2 separate regions of the Homo sapiens genome follow, and region 2 is linked to region 1. A link is an interaction called in ENCODE POLR2A ChIA-PET data of the cell type or tissue named here. Cell type or tissue: endothelial cell of umbilical vein. All regions are shown on one strand. Each heading gives the region's core, and the rest is flanking DNA. Links, peaks and the distances in the headings are about the cores only.

Region 1 (5,387 bases), core at 110-5,109:
TTCTAGACTTGCATGCTTTATGCCTCTCTTGCAACACTTTATACTCATAGTAAAGGCTTTTGCTTCCAGGTCTTACCTTTCCATTATGAGAGAAACATTCTTCTTTTTAAGGCCTTTGTGGTCTAGATCAGGGTTATATAAAATGGAGGTTGTGATCCATTTGTAGGTTAGGAATTCATTTAGTGGGTCATAGTGTTTTTCTTTAACAAAATTTCATGCTATTCAGCAACCAAGTTACAGAATTTGAAATTATTTCTATTAAGAAATCTTAAAAATCTAAGTGACCTGAACCATTATGCCCCGGTGAGTGTATTAATTCTCACTTAATGGCTGTGTGTGCTCTCTACTTGAGGGACAACCACCCGTTCAACGTCATCTGAAGATGTAATTACAGTTCAGGCAGCCTCACAAAGTAGAGCACAGGTAACATCCAAATGCTACAGACAGTAAGGACTAGGGCACCTGGGGGTAGGACAGCCCCCGCTGGGCTGAGTCAGCGGGGAAGGTTTCTCTGAAGATGTGGGGTTTAAGCAGGGCCCTATAAAGCCTGGATTGGACAAAAGGAGAGGAGAAAAAAAACATGGTGCCAGCTGGCCTGGGCTGAATCTAAAAGAACAGAGGGACTGAAGGGGGTATTATAATAAGTTAGCCTGGAATTATATGGTACAAACTGGTAACCCTGGGAAAGCAAAGAAGGGGCAGAAACGAGGATGGAATCTTGGAAATGTCTTGGTGATTGACTGGATTTTGGTTTGGATGTGAAGGTGAGAGAATCAGAAAATTCCAAAGTTTTCTATCCCATGTGAACAGGAGAGTGCAACTGACCCTTGAACAACAGGGTGATTAGGGGCACCAACCCACCCTCCACAACCCACAAATGGTCAAAAATCTGCCTATAACCTTTGACTCCCAAAAACTTAATAGAACATACTATTGACCAGAAGCCTTACTGATAACATAAAGTCAATTAACACATATTTTGTATATGTATTATATTCTGTACTCCTACAATAAAATAAGCTAGGTAAAAATGTTATTAAGTAAATCTTAAGGAAGAGAAAATATATTTATTATTCATTAAGTGAAAGTGGATCATCACAAAGGTCTTTATCCTCATCTTCACTTTGAGAAGGCTGAACAGGAGGAGGAGAAAGAGGAGGGGTTGGTCTTGCTGTCTCAGGGGTGGCAGAGGCAGAAGAAGTGGAGGAGGTGAAAGGGGAGACAGAAGAGATGTATTGAAAAAAAACGTTTATAAGTGGACACGTGCAGTTCAAACCCATGTTGTTCTAGGGTCAACTGCAGTAGTATTCATAGTAATGTGAAAAATTCAGAGAAGTTTTAAAAAGAAGTGTTATGTAATAACATTAACATTTGCTATAGAAGTTAAACCTGTTTTGGACACCTGAGTTGTGCTGAGATATCCATATTAGGGACACTAAGCAGTACAGACAGAATCCCATTCTGTAGGCACTCACTACCTGGGAGGACCAAAGCTGATACTGAGCCAGTTCTTTTTTTTTTTTTTTTTTTGAGACGGAGTCTCGCTCTGTCGCCCAGGCTGGAGTGCAGTGGCGCAATCTCGGCTCACTGCAAGCTCCGCCTCCCGGGTTCACGCCATTCTCCTGCCTCAGCCTCCCAAGTAGCTGGGACTACAGGCGCCCGCCACTACGCCCGGCTAATTTTTTGTATTTTTAGTAGAGACGGGGTTTCACCGTTTTAGCCGGGATGGTCTCGATCTCCTGACCTCGTGATCCGCCCGCCTCGGCCTCCCAAAGTGCTGGGATTACAGGCGTGAGCCACCGCGCCCGGCCGAGCCAGTTCTTAAAATACTGAAATATTTCCATATGAGTTGGAGAAAAACTACCTGTGCAACACACACACACACACACACAGCCCTACTGCCACAGACCCTTTTTTAGATCTCCAGACCTAAAGAACGATGATACTTCAAAAGGCCTCAACTCCATGACTAGCTTCTGTTCCCACTGGCCAGTGTCTATGCCATATTGGTAGTACAATACTGGCAGACTGTTGACAAAACCAAGTACTAATGGTAGAAGAATAACTTCAGCTTGAGCCAGTTATTTGTCTGAAGAGCTGATGAAGGCACACACTGAGATACACTGATGGGTGGAGTCCTAGCACTCAGGCTGCTCACAGTCTAACAGGATACCAACATATAAATAAATAAAGCAATGCGATCCAGAGTAGCAGCATCGAAGTAGCTATAAAGTGCAATAAGAGGCACAAAGAGGATAGTAGTCAGTTACCCAGCCCATGGCAGGGAGGCAAAGCAGTTCCTAACAAGAGGTGATACAAGACCTGAGCAGTGAAAGATGAACAGGAGTTTGCTAGGGAGAGAAAGGAGGAAGACAAACCATTCCAAGCTGATAGACAGCAGCACTATGTAAGCCACAACCCAATATACTGTGTACAAAATAATGAAATGAAAAATGTGTAATGTCTGGCACACAGTGTCAATAATAAATAACAATAAATAATAAATATTAGAGTTTTTCTGGCAGATTTATTTCTCTGATTATGTTTTTAAAGGTTGATCCTAAAATATATTTGCATTGTCTAAGCCTACACTAGCTAAGCAAGGGATGGGCATTCAAGATATCCCGGAAGGCAGGGGTCAGTCAGTTTGGAATTTAAAAATAAAGCACGTAAAAATAAATTCACAACATCAATTAGTGTTGACTGCACTTGTTAGATGTGTGTAAGCAAAGATGAGACTTGGTGCTGCTGCAGGCCTCTCAGATGCACAGATGAGTGTGACCCAAGGTTGCTTAATGAAATCACAGAAGGGTGGTTGGTAAGTGTAAATTCCCATCTCTTTTAAAGGGTTGTTGTTTTTTTAGAAATTAGACTACATAAAAAGGCAAACCACAGCCTGTTTTAGTCTGCACTGGTCACTGTCATCTAGAGCCAATTGTTCAAGAGGAAGGAAACACTCAACGCCAAGGAGAAGAGAGTCATCACCGCTGCTTTCCAAAATTGTTGTATGAGCTGCTCCCTCAAAGGAAGAGGCCATCAGTGCTCAGGAAGAGGCAGAGATTTCCGACAGTTTTAAAGGACAGTGTCTGCAGTGTGACCCACAGTTCAAGCTGCATAAAAATATAAATTCACTGACAAATGATAACAAGTACTTCCTTACTTTCCTATCTGCTGAATCACAGCCATTGTTTGGGTTGTAGTTCCTGGTTTAAATTAGATTATTCAATCACAATGATGCTGGCCAAACATGCTGGTCATATGCCATCAGGAAAACTTATCAAAAATATCATTTGTGCTGGGCACAGTGGTTCAGGCCTGTAATCCCAGAACTTTGGGAGGCTGAGTAGGAGGATCACTTGAGCCCAGGAATTCGAGACCAACCTGGGCAACCTGTAGAAACCCCATCTCTACAAAAAAATACAAAAATTAGCCAGGCATAATGGTCATACCTGTAGTCAAGCTCCTCAGGAAGCTGAGATGGGAGAACTGATTGAGCCCGGGATGTCGAGGCTGCAGTGAGCCATGATCACACCAGTGCACTCCCACCTGGGAGTGAGACCCTGTCTCAACAACTACAAAAAATCCAGTTGTGTCAAGTCTTAAACATATAAACACACATACTTTTGCACTAATAAAATTTAATCTGTACCAAGGCACCTTTTAACACCCTTTTTTCCCTCCTTCTGAAGACCACAAATGTTCTGATGTAGTGGAAAAAGAAGAGAATTTGCAGACAGACCTGACTTTCAGTGCCATCTTGGCCATTTATTAGCTACTTAACCAAGTTCATGGCTTTCAGCTTGTTTTCTCAAATGCAGAATGAAAAAAATAACACCTACCAGAGGAGTCTTGTAATGATTTAGTTGGATAATACATATGTGCAACTGCCCAGCAGCAAGGGCCTGCAGGAAGTAAAGGCTTGATTTATTACTAATATATTTTGAAAGGTTTTACTAGCACACACCTCCCAGCTCAAACAATATATGCCATCAGTGCTCAATATTGTCATGTGAAAGAAAAAATATGATATAAAACTTCAGCAATTTGTTCTGAGTGGTCACTTAAGAAACCATGACTTGCAAAGTAAAATTACTTTTTTAATGGCAGCTATCTTGGAACAGATAACAGAAACAGGGTAGTGTCTTCGTGACAGTAAGAACCTCTTATACACCAAATATGATGTGGCCTGGTATATGACATGTTTTTCTTTTTCCTTTCTGTTCAGTTATAGTCACCAATGCTGTGACATGTGTAATATATATTTAATATACATTCCTCATTGTATAAATAACTGAGCTATGAGGAATGGTACATATTGCAGAAATATAACATGAGTGCTTTGGATATTTTATTTTTTAAATAACCTGTGACATCACTTTCATTGTTCCACATACTGAAGATTATAAACCCACATCTCAAGGGACTATTTATTTCCCCTTAGATGGCAGAATAATACAACTACAATCATGGTCCAAACAGCCAGGCTTCTCATAAATGTGGTTAAGGAGACTAGCTTAAATTTTCAGTCTAATATCCTTTTAAATTATACACTTTATTAAATAGAAGAACGCATTTTTATTCTAAACAACATGTTAAAAATAAGACCAGTCTCCAGGCTTTTAAAGAAAACAAAATACTTAGGTATAGTTCATCAGATTTGACTCCCTAGTCTAAGAGCTGGTAGACTTTCAAAAGCAGAATGCAAGATAGGGACATGCAAGGACCTTTCACTCTTCCAAGAGTGAAAGATGAATACATGGCAGTGACCAGTCCATGCAGCATGGATTAGAGACTTTTACACAAACTCTATAACTTATTCCAAGCCAAATTTTATACTCAAGTTGTTGGGAAAGCTTAAAATGGATAATTTGCTCATGGACTGAGCACCAAGCTTCAGGAGAGAAAGTTCTATAGTAGTGACTTCACTCCTGCCTCACCAAAGATGTATCTTCCTTTATTCCCTTGGATAGGACCTTTTTGTGATAGTCAATGGAGGTCTCTTAACATCCTTCACTCAATGAATATATAGAGCTATCCAAAATAACTCATAGAGTTATTTTAGAAGTTTTCATAGTCCCCTTCTGATGCTAACATAGTTCCCATTAATTTAAATCTCTTCTTTCTGTAACACAAAGTCAAAGTCAGAAGAAAGTTCTGTATAATTGAAATCTCCATTATATTTTTGCTGTCCAAAATTACCCAACCTGGTGTTAGGAGAACTAAAATTCTGCTTATTCTTCAACTTTATTACTGTCTAATATGGGTTAATATCTCTAAATCAGCCATGAACTTCCTGAATTTTTTTAATTCTTAAATTTTTTGACAGGGTGTCATTCTGTCGCCCATGCTGGAGTACAGTGGTTCAATCATAGCTCTCTGCAGCCTTG
Region 2 (5,387 bases), core at 157-5,156, 230 kb after region 1:
CCAAATGAGTTGCAGAAAAATGACAAGGGGAGAAGAGTGATTTTTCTATAAAGGGGGTAACCCTGGTCAATTCAGAATTAGAGACAGCTGTGAGTTATAATGGGTTCCTCTGAGAATTGCCATGTTTAAATTAAACTGATGATCTGATAGCTCGGGGAATAATTCCTGGTGCAAGTGTTGTGGGCATTTTGCATCCTGCATGATGTAAGATAATTTTTCTCCCTGAATGTTTTCTTTAAATCTAGGTAATTTGAACTAGTATAAACAGCATTGGTGGCCAGGTGTGGTGGCTCATACCTATTATCTCAGCACTTTAGGAGGCTGAGGTGAGAGGATCACTTGAGCCCAGGAATTCAAGACCAGCCTGGGCAACATAGTGAGACCCTGCCTCTAAAATAAAATAAAATAAAATAAAATAAAAATCATTGGTTATCCTATCAGAGATGTCTGACTTTGCATTCTGATATGAATGTTTTGGAGAAATCTAATAGTTTTTTTTATCTTGCACATGTTACTTTTCTAATTTTTTCATACTTAAATAGATTATAATATTTCCCTAATAAAGATGCTGTGAAATTGGATAAATGCAATGTGTTTATTTTCACTCATTTGATTTCCATATACATAAATGTATATATAACTAACATAAACCCTTACTTAGTAGGTGTTTAGTAATGTCAGAGAGCAAATTCCCTACCATGTATTCCCTTTCTTTTTAAGCCATTCATTTGCCTAAGTAATTTCTCTCTCTCCTTACCCGACATTTATTGTGTCATCAAGTTCTTTTGATTTGGCTTCTGCAATGCTTTTCCAATTGGTTTCATAATTTTCATTCTTTCCTGAATTCTCAGTTCAGGATTGCAACGACCTTTTAACTAATTTTTTTCACTCCCTCTAGTCTTGCCACTTCCATTCCATCTTCCACACTGTCCAGAGCTTCTCAAAACACAGTTCTGATTATGAGTCAACATTTCTTGCCTAAATAATTTTAATGACCAATCTTTATATTGCAGGGATCTTGTCTCCTTCATCTTGCATCTCCATAGTCAAACAGCATGTTCCATGTTTACCACCCCATTCTATCAGCTTCTGACGTTTTCTGTGATTGGATTAGGTTATAGCAAACTTTCTGAACAAAAGATCTATAACTAACTTTTTATTTTATTTGAGACGAAGTCTTGCACTGTCACCCAGGCTGGAGTGCAGTGGCACAATATTGGCTCGCTGCAGCCTCCACCTCCTGGGTTTAAGAGATTCTCGTGCCTCAGCTTCCCAAGCAGCTGGGATTACAGGTGTGTGCCACCACGCCTGGCTAATTTTTATATTTTTTAGTAGAGACGGGGTTTCACCATGTTGGCCAGGCTGGTTTTGAACTCCTGACCTTAGGTGATCCACCCACCTTGCTTTCCCAAAGTGCTGGGATTACAGGCGTGTGCCACCGTGCCCAGTCTATAACTGACTTTAAAACACATGAAAAAGATGTTCACTTAAAATAAGGGATGTGCAAATTAAAACTAAGATATTAGCTTTCATCAGTTTGGCAAACATCAACAAGTTTGACCATAAATTATTTTGGCCAGGATGTGGGGAAACATTCTCAAAGTTTATAGGAGGACAAATTGGAACCATCATTTTAGATAACAGATTTTTTTTTTTTTTTTTTTGAGACAGGGTCTCACTCTGTCACCCAGGCTATAGTGCAATGGCCTGATCTCACCTCACGGCAACCTCTGCCTCCCAGTTTCAAGCAATTCTTGTGCTTCAGCCTCCCGAATAGCTGGAATCACATGTGTATACCACCACGCCTGGCTAATTTTTGTATTTTTAGTAGAGACAAGGTTTTGCCATGTTGGCCAGACTGGTCTCAAACCCCTGGCCTCAAGCCATCTGCCCTCGCTTCAGCCTCCCAAAGTGCTGGGATTATAGGCATGAGCCACCACGTTTGGCCTAGAGAATAATTTCTTAATATTTATCAAGAATGACCAAAAGTTTGACCCAACATTTTTAATTTATCCTACAGAAATACACATGCAAAGATATATACAAAGAATATTCATTGCAGTATCATAACATAAGCATCCCAAAAGATGGGAAATAGCCAAAATGTCTATCAACAGGGTAATGGTTATGTAAACTGCAGTGTATCCATAAAATGTAATCCTACGGAGCCATTAAAAAGAATAATGCAGGCTGGGTGCACTGGTTCACATCTGTAATCCCAGCACTTTGGGAGGCCGAGGCAGGCAGATCACTTGAAGCCAGGAGTTCCAAGAACAGCCTGGGCAATATGGTGAAACCCTGTCTCTACTAAAAATACAAAAATTAGCTGGATGTGGTGATGCACACCTGTGATCCCAGCTACTCAGGAGTCTGAGGCACAAGACTCACTTGAGTCCAAATGACGGAGATTGCAGTGAGCCGAGATCACGCCACTGCACTCCAGCCTGGGCATCAGACGGAAACTGTCTCAAAAAAAAAAAAAAGTGATGTGCGTGTACTGATACGGAAAGATCTCTGAAATAAAGTTTAAAAGTGAAGTGCAGAGCAGTGTATGTAGTATAATTTTTATAAAATTTTAAAAAATATATACATATATATTAAATATTAAAATATCTCTGGAGTGATATACAGGGGTTAAGGGGAGTGGTTGCCATTGAGGAGGTGAGCAAGGGACAAGGGATTCAGAGTGGTAGAGAGACTACTCTGGCAAAGTTTTTTCATCAGGCACAGAGCAATGGTTAAGCAAGTTATGGCAGATCACCTTGATGATATGAGTCTGGTAAATCTCATATATCAATTCTGATGTCTATTGCATCTCAAAACAGTCCTATGAGGTGGCATTGTTTATCTCTAACAGAGAGGCAAATTGATGATGGATGAGATTGAGTATCTGGTTGAGATCCTTTTATTGTTAGAAGCAATAGGGATTATGAATCCAGGACTATCTGGCACCAACTCCCTGCAGCCTGCCTGGAAAGTATCTCAGCTGTAAAAGAGATCCCATTGTATTCCAAGTATCATTCATGTCTGTGCTCTTTCACCACTAGACTGAAAGCTTCTTGAAAAGAAGAACCATACATCACTTCATCATCGCCACTATCACAATGACTAGCGCACGACAAGTGTTCAGTAAAAGTTTATTGACTTGAACAGTTAGATGATTTTCTTTAAGCAATCAGATACTTATGAGATGTAAATGCCACGATCTGCCATCTTTTCTAAAAGGTAGACTATTTTGATTTGTGTCCTCATCACACGAAGCAATTTAAGAAAGAAAAAACAGGATGGTGAGTGTAAAAACTACAGCCGCAGAATTCAGGAGCAGGCTGTTTTCTTTGATGGTGTTTGGTTTTCCAGGGCATGAGAGAAGAATTCAAAACTTTCTACAAACACTTGCCTCTCCACAGAACTGACAGGGCTAAGTGTGAAACAGACTCTGCACTTTATCCTGTGAAATGTTTTACTAGATGGCTCTTGTTTCTAGCTCCATTTAGACTGCTCAGAGCAGAAGCTGGCCCCCGCCTGTTTGCCCCCTGGAGGATTCCCATCACATGTCAGTGATGTATGTGTTCCCACTAGCTCTAGTGACCTGCCTCTGCGATGTGCTGCAAACACTACACTCAACGGCAAAGCGTCCAGCCTCTGGAAAACCGGTATTGAGAGACTTTCCAGAGCATTAAGAGCTCTTAAAGGACACTCTAAAGTTACTGGGAATTTTCTAGAACAGTGCTTAAAGCAACATTTAGTTTCCTGAATCTGCAAGAAAGGCACTCTTTTATTGGTCTCCCCTAATTTCCCAGCTTCTCTGAAAGCATGAGTCAGCCAATGGAAGAACAGTGGGGAGGTGAGTATATCAATTTAGACTCAATCTTTGGGCTTAGCAACTTAGAATCTGGCGAATTCCTTTCCTAGGATCACTTGGACAAAGCAGAAAGGTGTAATGGAAATAGCACAGATAGAAAGCAGATTAACCTGAGTTTAAAACTAGCTTCTGTCAACAACCAGTCACATGACCTTAGGCAAATTACTTAATTTCTTAAAGGCTTTGTGTCCTCATTTTGCAATATTCTTGTGAAAATTTGGTAGGCCATCATCAGCACAGTTCCAGGGACAATAAACTTTTTTTTTTTTTTTTTTTTTTGAGAGATAGGGTCTTGCTCTGTTGCCCAGGCTGGGATATAGTAGCACAATCATGGCTTACTGTAGCCTCAAACTCCTGGGTTCAAGCCATCCCCCCACCTCAGCCTCCCAAGTAGCTGTAACTACAGGCATGTGTCACCATGCTCGATTACTTTTTAAAAAATTTCTTGGCTGGGCATGGTGGCTCATGTCTATAATCCCGGCACTTTGGGAGGCCAAGGTGGGTGGATCACCTGAGGTCAGGGGTTTGGGACCAGTCTGGCCAACATAGTGAAATCCCACTACTAAAAGTACAAAAAAATAGCCAGGTGTGGTGGCACGCCCCTGTAGTCCCAGCCACTTGGGAGGCTGAGGCAGGAGAATCGCTTGAACCGGGGGCGGAGGTTGCAGTGAGTAGAGATCATGCCACTGCACTTCCAGCCTGGGCAACAGAGCGAGACTCTGTCTCAAAAAAAATTTTTTTTTGGTACAGATAGGGTCTCACTCTTTTGCCCTGGCTGGTCTCAAGTCCTGGTCTCAAATGATCCTCCCACCTTGGTCTCCCAAAGTGCTGGATTTACAGACATCAGCCACCACATCCAGCCTCCAGCAACAATAAATCTTGTTGAACAAAATGAGTGAATAACATACTTAAGATGACAAGCATGTAGAGGAGCTTAATAAATATTAATTCTTCATCTGGATAAAGGCCAGAATTTTAAAATAAATACATAAATAAATAAATATTCATTATCTTCCCACTCTCTGCCCTACTCACCTTCAGTTCAGGCTATACGTAGCCCTTCAGCGAATTTTTCCCCTTCAAGGTCACTTCCAAAGGTCACCAAGACCTATTTTTAACCAGAAAAAAAAAATAATAAAAAATAAACAAGAATTAATGAAAGCACCAGCCTGGCCAACATGGCAAAACCCCGTCTCTACTAAAAATACAAAAACTAGCTGGGCGTGGTGGCACACGACTGTAATCCCAGCTACTCAGAAGGCTGAGGCAGGAGAATCACTTGAACCCGGGAGTCGGAGGTTGCAGTGAGCCGAGATCACGCCACTGCACTCCAGCCTGGGTGACAGCGAGATTCTGTCTCAAAAAAAAAAAAAAAAAAAGAATTATTGAAAGCAAAGAGGAAACATGAAGTGGAAATGTATTCACTTTCGGTTTCTAAGCCCCTAAAGATGGCCTTGTTTTTCTGTTTGTTTGGTCAAGAATGGACCTATCCATGTTGTTTAACAGAGAAAAAGTTTAATTTTTA

Evidence for each region. ChIA-PET counts read pairs that join two places held together with the same protein. Peaks named below come from ENCODE experiments on the same cell type or tissue, not always from the same donor. Only the 100,000 strongest peaks of a DNase experiment are listed, where the experiment ranks them.
Region 2: POLR2A ChIA-PET joins it to region 1 with 6 read pairs; 2 of 35 experiments call an interaction of 5 or more read pairs at or near these places.

What each region holds. Positions count from the first base shown.
Region 1 is chr11:82,880,984-82,886,370 of GRCh38, forward strand. All of the region lies in intron 1 of PRCP (prolylcarboxypeptidase), which reads right to left. Among named protein-coding and RNA genes, the nearest start is that of PRCP, 17 kb to the right of the region's middle. In endothelial cell of umbilical vein, for the core only: no CTCF peak of the experiment used is centred there; a DNase peak (open chromatin) is centred at 3,088; H3K27ac peaks cover 1,466 bases.
Region 2 is chr11:83,112,228-83,117,614 of GRCh38, forward strand. It overlaps LOC124902725 (a long non-coding RNA gene), which reads right to left and starts at 5,037. Exons shown (of 2, transcript XR_007062802.1): 1 at 4,898-5,037. In endothelial cell of umbilical vein, for the core only: no CTCF peak of the experiment used is centred there; no DNase peak of the experiment used is centred there.